Regions from separate parts of the Homo sapiens genome. Here region 1 is linked to region 2. Evidence: chromatin contacts called from ENCODE Hi-C or POLR2A ChIA-PET data. All regions are on one chromosome and are shown on one strand. Each heading gives the region's core, a stretch centred on a gene start or an enhancer-like site at or near the end of the contact. The rest is flanking DNA. Distances are from core to core; before and after follow the strand shown. Region 1 has its middle 77 kb from the start of CFAP144. Region 2 has its middle 5.2 kb from the start of FOXJ3.

The links. A loop is a pair of places that touch in the nucleus more often than their neighbours do. ChIA-PET counts read pairs that join two places held with the same protein, here RNA polymerase II (POLR2A). Pooled maps may share reads with other maps.
Region 1: a loop to region 2 is called in a map of B cell, with 5 times the contacts of the local background. The contact joins two enhancer-like sites. A Hi-C loop is called at or near these places in 1 of 168 maps with a recorded cell type or tissue (B cell), 1 of 37 single-sample maps with no recorded cell type and 15 of 50 pooled maps. POLR2A ChIA-PET finds 5 or more read pairs at or near these places in 1 of 52 experiments (MCF 10A).

What each region holds. Positions count from the first base shown.
Region 1 is chr1:43,068,459-43,072,524 of GRCh38, reverse strand. No RefSeq gene overlaps it. Among named protein-coding and RNA genes, the nearest start is that of CFAP144, 77 kb to the left of the region's middle. RefSeq lists an enhancer at 2,064-3,031. Within about 2 kb of position 2,649, at least 4 of the 41 ENCODE cell types and tissues checked have a DNase peak (open chromatin) inside an H3K27ac peak, as active enhancers do.
Region 2 is chr1:42,338,225-42,342,664 of GRCh38, reverse strand. No RefSeq gene overlaps it. Among named protein-coding and RNA genes, the nearest start is that of FOXJ3, 5.2 kb to the right of the region's middle. Within about 2 kb of position 2,469, at least 3 of the 41 ENCODE cell types and tissues checked have a DNase peak (open chromatin) inside an H3K27ac peak, as active enhancers do.

The DNA of each region.
Region 1 (4,066 bases), core at 1,400-3,899, 730 kb before region 2:
GTGCTCCCAGTCCAGGGATGCAGCCACTTCGCCACCACCTCATGAATTTTGCTTGACTGCTTACTGTAGAATCCCATCTGTAAGTCTTATCTTCCTGCCTAGACTGTGAGCTAAAAGAGAAAAAAAAATTCTCAAGGAATATTTATTCTTATGGAAAAGCATTTATGCTATGTTACTAAATGAAACAAGGGATTTACAAAACACCTTGTGCAACATGATCCCAGTATGTATTTACGTATACTTGCAGAGGAAAAAAGTAGAAAGTCATGACACACAATGGTAAAAACATTTATCTCTGTGTGGTAGAATTACAGGTGATTTTTGTGTTTTTCTCTTACATTTTTGCACATGTTTCTAGGTTTCTCCCATGCACATGTTTTACTTCTATGATCAGAACTAATATCCGTGTGTGTGTGTGTGTGTGTGTATTACACTATTTCAATTGTCCATTTAGAAAATTACTACATTAAGAGTCAGAGATCTTGGGCTGCCTTCCCCCAATAATTTATCGTGACTTTGCACAAGCTTCTTAACCCTCTGAGCCTCAGTTTCTCCACTGGAAATATGAGAATATCACCCCTGTCATCCCATCCCCAGAAGGCTCCGAACCTCCCCTGTCTGGCTGCCACAAATCGTTCCCCCTTCTCCTCAGCCAAGCTGCTGAGCAGTCACAGGACACCTGCCTCTGTTTCCACTTCCCCATCCCATTAATTAATCCCTCATCTAGCCGCAGCTTGGGTTTTGTTCCCTCTTCTGCAAAGCAGATTCTACAGAGGTGGCCTCTTCAATGCCAAAGCCCATGGCCTCTGTGCTGCCTTTTCCTCCACCTCTACCTCCTCACCTGGCTGTTTCCCCAGACGGGGCTGTCTTGACTGCTCCCTCCTTGAAGCACATTCTTCCCTCACCTTCTCTGACCACTGCTTACCTTGGTTTCCTTAGCCCCTGTGGCTGCTGCTTCTCCCAAGGGTCTGGCTCAAAAGGGGTTCCCTGGGTTGCAGGGCACCTTTCCTCTCTCTTAGGCTGGTGCATGACCTCACCCAAACCAGCAACTTCCAGCACCACGAGCAATGAGTGACCTGAGCTTCCCAAATCTCTCCCGGGCCCCACCCCACTACCCTCAGGCTGTCAGAAGCTGAGCCCCATCTCTCCCCAGTCTCCTCCCCATCCCACCAATCCTCCTCTGAAAATGGTTTTTCAGGTGCTGGTCACCCAGGAACAAACTCAAGGCCACTCAGTGGAGGGGGTTCTGCCCACCTTCCTGCAGCCCTGCTGAGGACTCCAGCCAGTTAACCCAGGGGACAGCGTCATGGACCTCAGCGTGGCATCTCATCCACATGATTCTCGTGGACTCCCCACTGGTGTCCCTGTCCTCTCTCTGTCCCTCTGGGCTAGCCTTAAATACAGGCCTCACCACCAGGAGCATCACAGCTATTACTGAGCACTGACCAGTGTCAGGCATTGAGGGCTTTGCCTGTATTCTCCTTTATTCCTCAAGACAAACATGGAAGGGAAATACTATCATTATCTCCATTTCTTTTTTTTTTTTTCTTAATAGAGACAAGGCCTCACTACATTGTCCAGGCTGGTCTCAAACTCCTGGACTCAAGCTATTGTCCTGTCTCGGCCTCCCAAAGTGCTGGGATTATAGATGCAAGCCACCATGCATGGCCTATTACCTCCATTCCAATGATGAGAAAAGTGAGGTATGGAGCGTTTAATCTGCTCAGGGATGTGTGGTTATACAGTTACCAAAGTCTTAGAGCTGGGATTGGAATACAAGATAATCTGATTCGACTGCAGATCATGTGCCCTAAACCACTCAGCTACATGGCAATTTTACCTCTTACCAGAATCACCTACAGGATAAAGTCCACATGCTTCCACCTGGTCTGCGGGGACCCTCATGTATAGCTCAGACACGCCATTTCAGTCCTAGGACCCAGTGTGTCCAATTGTCCCACTCTCCATTCTGACCGCACTCCTCAGCTGCCCACTTCCACACCTTAACCCATGTCTTCTTGCCACCCAGAGTCTCAACCCCACCTCCATATGTCAAAATGCTCCCTCCAAGGCCTTCTCAAATTCCTCTTCCTCTACCCAGGGTAGGTCATGCAGCATGATGGAGGAGAGGCCTGTGGTGATGGGGAGACAGCGGACCTGATAACATGGTCCTTGCCCTTCCAGAAGGTGATTGGGGGATCCAGATCCCTCACTCTGGGCCTGTGCCCTCATCTGTAAGACGGAGGGGGTGGGACTAGATAATCTTTAGGAGCCTTCTTGCTCTAACAGTCTGAGACCCTACTGCTTTCACCATCCCCCAAAATAGAGGTGAAGTTGCCTTTTTAAAATCCCTTTAACATTCACAGAATGGAGAGAATGTTGGGGCTGGGAGGACTTCAGAGGAAACTAATCTCGCCCTCTTACTTTTCCCCCAGGCCTGGCAAACCATCTGGGGAGTGGTGGGAGGGAGGCCATGCTCTCTGCTCCACCAAGAACCCATCTCAGCAGGTCCCCAGCCCTGCAGAGAAGGGGTGGGAGGAGCCTGGAAGGGCAAAAGCTGCAGAGCCTGGCTCTGGGCCGGGCCTGGCCTGCCCAGCTCCAGGAGGCCTCAGTAGTTTTCCATAACCAGCAGGCCCACAGCCCAGGACATGTGCTCCCCTCTCCCTTGGCCCCCTACATTCCTCTGCACATTCAGGCAGCAAAATGGCATTCAGGCTCTGTTGGGGGCGGAAACCCAGACACACACAAAGACTCATAGATACAGGTTCAGCCACAAACACACAGACTCGGAGAGATAACGCAGATCCTGGCAGGGTCAAGGTGCCCAGGCACAAACAGCACCCACAGATACAATACGCCCACCCCGCCAGAGCCACCACGATCCGTTCTCAGAGGCACATGTGCATAAGAACATCACAGAGATATTCATTCTGTGCAGACACACAGGCACATGCATAGCGGGAGGTCACGTGTCCACTCAGCAGTCGCCCCCATGCGCCTGCCATCCTCCCTCCTCCCCTGAGCCCCCACACTCCCTGTCTAGGTCAAATCTTGGTCAAGGAATGGAAAAAGTCCCAAGCCGCCGCAGTTGTAGGAGTCAGGACAGAAGCCAGACAGTCCCGGGAACCAGCCGAGCTCCCTTCCCGCTGAGAAGGTGCCATTTTTTAATTCCATAGAATTCACGGGACAATCCCCATCCTGTTCCTGGGAGGCCAGGGTGAGGCTGGATCCTGGATGGTTCCCCAGCCCACCCTCATGGCCTCTGGGGTTCCAGCTCCGTCCCCAGCTGCAGGGGGAGGGCAGAGGGACCTCTGGAAAGTCATTTCCCAGATGCATTGCCCTCCAGTCCCCTCTCCAGCCACCTGGCGCCTCCACCCTCACCCCATCTCCCTCCTTCAGCCCCACATCTGTCCTCCAGGAGATTAACGGAACTCATTCCTCGGGTCCACCACACTGAACCAACCAGACAGAAGGCCATGAGCAGGGGGACCCTGGGACGGGCCCATGGCAGAGCCTCCGGCTTGTTGTCAGTGATTACCTGGGGTCAGGGGTCTGCTGGGACTGCCTGGCCCCCATGTTTTGGAGCAGGCAGTCCTGGGCTCCAGTCCCAGCCTCACTCCCTTCTTGTCTTAGGACGTTGGGCTGGCGGCTTCAACTCTGAGCCTCACATTCCTTCATTTATAAACTGAGACTAATAACGCCACCTAACTCTCAACAACAAATACAGAGTTTATCATGGGGCGTCATTTAGAACTCTGGCTTTAACCAAGAAACAAGTTGTGCGACTTGGGCTAGTAATTGGACCTCTCCTAGCCTCGGCTTCTCTGTCCGGGAACGGTAGCCTTTGCTACCCTGGATGTACGGAGCAGACGGCCTTCCTGGGGGCCTCCCGCCAATGGGCTCCAATCCTCAGCGCCCACCTCGCCCCCAACCCCGCTTCCCGTTCCCTTGCCTGGCCCCAGCCGGCAGGGCTGTCAGCCGGAAGGGATTTGCAGCCCGAGAGGAATCAGCTGGGTCGGCACAGAGGCCGCCTTGTCCTGGTGGGGACCCGAGCCCGCGCAGTCAC
Region 2 (4,440 bases), core at 1,220-3,719:
TAATCTGGTCCCATTAAAAACTTGGTCCCCAGTGCCCTTCAAGCTAGATTTCTCATTGCCAAGTCCTTTGGGATCTTCAGTGTCTTCCATGCTTTGTGATTCCTTCAGAGAGGACTGAGTGCCTTTACTGAATATTTATCATGCTCCAGGGCCTGCAGATCCTATTGTTCCAGATATTTTTCATTTATTTGGCATTTCAAATAAATTAGGTACACATAATATTTTATATAAAAATTAGCTACTAATAATCCCTTAACCCAAGTTAGCAATATGTCACAACACAGGAAGAGCCTTTGTGGGGAGTTAGGAGACTTCAGTTATAGTTCCAGATTATTCCATAGCATTAATTTGACAAAAATTTACTTATTTAGGGCCTAGAGGCTGCCACATACAGTGATGGGTTGCTAGGTATAGAAGCAAATGAGCATGGCCCTTATCTCAAAAACAGGGACTGTGCTGGGCATGGTAGTTCACACCTATAATTCCAACACTTTGGGAAGTTGAGGCAGGAGGATTGTTTGAGGCCAGGATTTCGAGACCAGCCTGGGCAACATAATGAGATCTTGCCTCTATTAAAAATAATAATAATAAAAGAAAAGAAAAACAGGAGCTATATCTTAACATTCTTTGTAAGTTCCCCACCTTCTGGGGCATGACATGGTCCATGGCATTTATAAAGGGTTGTCTGAGCCCACAGATCAAGACTGACTGAGTTTCAAATTCTGTATTTTTATTTTATTTTATTTTATTTTTATTTAGAGGCACTGTCTCACTATGTTGCTCAAGGTAGGGTCTCTCTCTCTCTTTTATTTTTTTTGAGACAGAGTCTTGCTCTGTCGCCCAGACTGGAGTGCGGTGGCACAATCTCGGCTCACCGCAATCTCTGCCTCCTGGGTTCAAGCAATTCTCCTGCCTCACCCTCCTGAGTAGCTGGGATTACAAGCATGCACCACCACGCTCAGCTAATTTTTGTATTTTTAGTAGAGACGGGGTTTCACCATGTTGGCCAAGCTGGTCTTGAACTCCTGACCTCAGGTGATTCACCCGCCTTGGTCTCCCAAAGTGCTGGGATTATAGGTATGAGCCACCACTCCCGGCGGGTCTCTAACTCTTAGCCTCAAGCAATCCTCATGCCTTGGCCTCCCAAAGCTCTGGGATTACAGGTGTGAGCCACCATGCGCTGCCTCAAATACCTCAAATACTGTATTTTAAAGCCTTTCACTATACTACACCAATCATCCCATTCTCTATATCTTCTCATAATCCCCAAGCAATCTTTCTACCTGAAGATGACACCAGAAATTTGTGTCACTAAAGAGCAAGATTCAGAAAGTGTCTGCATTAGTCATTATAGGCTCTGTTATGCTATGGTATCAACCCCAAAATCTCAGTGGCCTAATCAGCAAAGGTTGTTTTTCTCGCTTATGCTGTGTCCTTCCCAGGTCAGCTGTGGCTTTGCTGCACATTGTCTTCACTCTGGGACTGAGGCTGATGGATTAGCCTCTATCCAGAATGTTGCTTGTCATGAGGACAGCAGGAAAGGAAAACATGGTGCAGCACATTGACTGAGAGCTTCCAGCTAGAAGTGGCTCATACTGCCACTCACATTTCATTAGCTAATGCAAGTCACACAGCCAAGCCTGCTGTCAATAGGAAATTACAATCCAATTCTGGAAGGCACAGTAAGTGTTTGGGAACAATTATATAGTCTTCCACAGGGTCTCTTTACCCTTTATTTGTGACACTTGGATGTAAACACACCTTCTCACAGTGCCTCACCCAGGACCTTACGACTCGCATATTGGTGTAAACAATCCTGCTGGTTTAGAGTCTTTGAAGGCAGGAGAGAGGGCTTAGGATCAGACAATTTTGGCTTCAAATCCTGCCTCTGACACTTAAAGTACTGAGCCTGTTTCCTCTTCTTTCACACGATGACCATCTTGTAGTTTTACTGTAAGGATTAAAAAAACCAAACAGATGCAAAGGGCCTATTGTGTTGCTACTCACACAAAGAACAGTAAATGTTAACTATTCCCCCACCAAACTCCATCTAGCATTGGGGTTTCTTGATGGTTCTTATTTAGCTCATTAGGCATGAAGTAAGCCAATTATCTTTGCAACTTTAAATAATTGTTTCTTACTACTGAGTTTGTACCAGAGTTTCAGGTTCCTTTGGGCTGCAAACCTTGGCTACTTTTTCCTGCTAACCAGGTTCCTTTCTATCATCCCAAAAGATATTGCTAACTAACTGGCAGAGAGATTTTCCTTGATCCTACTCTGTTTGAACATCCTCTGACTCACCCTTCCTAGTGCCACCCAAGTTTCATCTGCACCATTGCTTACACATAATACAAGTACTTTATTTACTTACGCATTTGTTAATGTTTGCTCAGCTGTCTTGGTGCCTTTGTGTCTTTCACTGTGCTTTTAATTAGCTCGGCTGATTCTAAGAGTGGAGGTAAGCCAAGGTTTGAACCAGGTGGTTACAAGGAACATGGAGATGGGTTGCAGGTGGGGGATGGCAGATTGTTATGAATGCACTAGTGCAAAATCATTGACAGCCTAGGAAAAAAAAGTATTTTAGGCTAATGCCTTCTACTGGGAAAAAATAAACTAAGCTACTCCTTTCTACTAATAATGATTAAGTAGTAGAGTCTTTGGGAAGGATCACATTTTGCCTTTACTGATATAATCTGAAGTTAACACCAAGCTACCAGAGGACAGGAACTTGATGGTTTACATAGAGTGATGTGGTCTAGCTGCATGAGTTAGTTATTGCCATCAGCCACCAATATTTAATGACTACTTATAAGACTATCACTTCTGTGGCCTCTACTTTTCTTGTATCTACCCAACCTCTTTGACTTTGCACAAGCTGTTCTCTGCCCCCAATTGCCTTTCTCTACTCCCAGTCTTGCTTCTATCTCTGCGTGGCAAATTCCTACTCATTTATTAAAATTTAGCCTTAACTTTACCTTTTAAGGATGAAGCTTTCTTTGGCCCCAGTGACTGTGCCCCACCCTCCACCTCATCCAATTTGACAGAATTAAGCTTTGCTTCTTTTCTGTTTCCATGGCACAAGTATAAATTTCTACCAAATTGCATTGGGATTAACTGTTTACATGTCTGCTTCTCTTTTATTCTCTTTTGACTCCTTGGTATTTAGTACAACATCTGGTATAGAGTAGGTGCTTGCTAAATGATTATTGAATGCTCTTTAAGTGTGCATAGCGACCAATGCCCAAGCATTTTCCTTAAATAGCAGTCAGTAGTGCTGAGACCTCTCAGATGGCCTACATATAGCCTTTTAAAAAACCTAATTCAAGAATTATAAAATATTAGATAAAGATACCCAGGAAATCTGGAAGGCTCTTCCCGGGCTAGGAATAATAGAAGGGGCTCTCTCGTGTTTTTCCCTCTCCCTCTTGCAAGTCTTGGCTCATTTTAAATTCATTTCTCATTTTCTGATTTCCTCTTACAATAAATACAGAGGGAGAAAAGGATCAGGTGAAGGCTCATTTATCTTAGCGTCTAGGTCATGTGAAGTGTTGAACACTCAGCTGTTGAAGCACTGCCAGTGTCCAATCAAGGTTTTTGTAGGGCTATTGCAGCCCAGCTCTGGGCTGTGTTCCTTTCAGAGAATTCAGAATTCAGATGAAGCTAGGACAAGATTGCAAACAATACAAAACAATAAAACCACTACTTCATTCCTCTGGGCAATCTGTGTCTTTTAAGGATCTGTCCCTTGAGCTGGATAATATCTCCTCTTTGAAGGCTATCCTGCTCTGCACCCTCCCTTCTAGTCCACTCCCGTCTCCCAAGACAGTCAACTACTATACTCTTTTCTGTGCTGACACTGGGACCTTATAAATAATAACAGCTGTCTTGGGGACCTTTATTTTTGGCAGCCTGTGCATGGTCTCTTTTGCTACATAGCTATGATTATTGTTCCCATATTATAGGCAGGGAAACAGAGGCTAAGAGAAACTAAATAACTGATGTAGGCACAAAGGAAGTAAGCTATGGAATATTAGACTTGAATCTAGGTCTGCCTTCTCAATCTAGGCTTTAAGCTTTTCCTCCTCACAATGTTCCAGAATTCCCCCTGCTGCTTTGGCCATCCTAGCTTTTTATTTATTTTTTATTTTTCTTAGAGTCAGGGTGTCACTTTGTTGCCCAGGTTGGTCTCAACCTCATGAGCTCAAGTGATCCTCCCACCTGGGCCTCCCAAAGTGCTGGGATTACAGGCGTTAGCCACCATGCCCGGCCTGCTTTATTCTTTCTTTCTTTCTTTTTTTCTTTTTTTTTTTTTTGAGGAGAGATACTCCTCCACTTTTTTAAATCTATATATTTAAGGTACACAACATGATGTTATGGGATAGTCAAAAAGTCACTATAGTGAAGCAAATTAACAGAGCCATCATCTCACACAGTTATCCA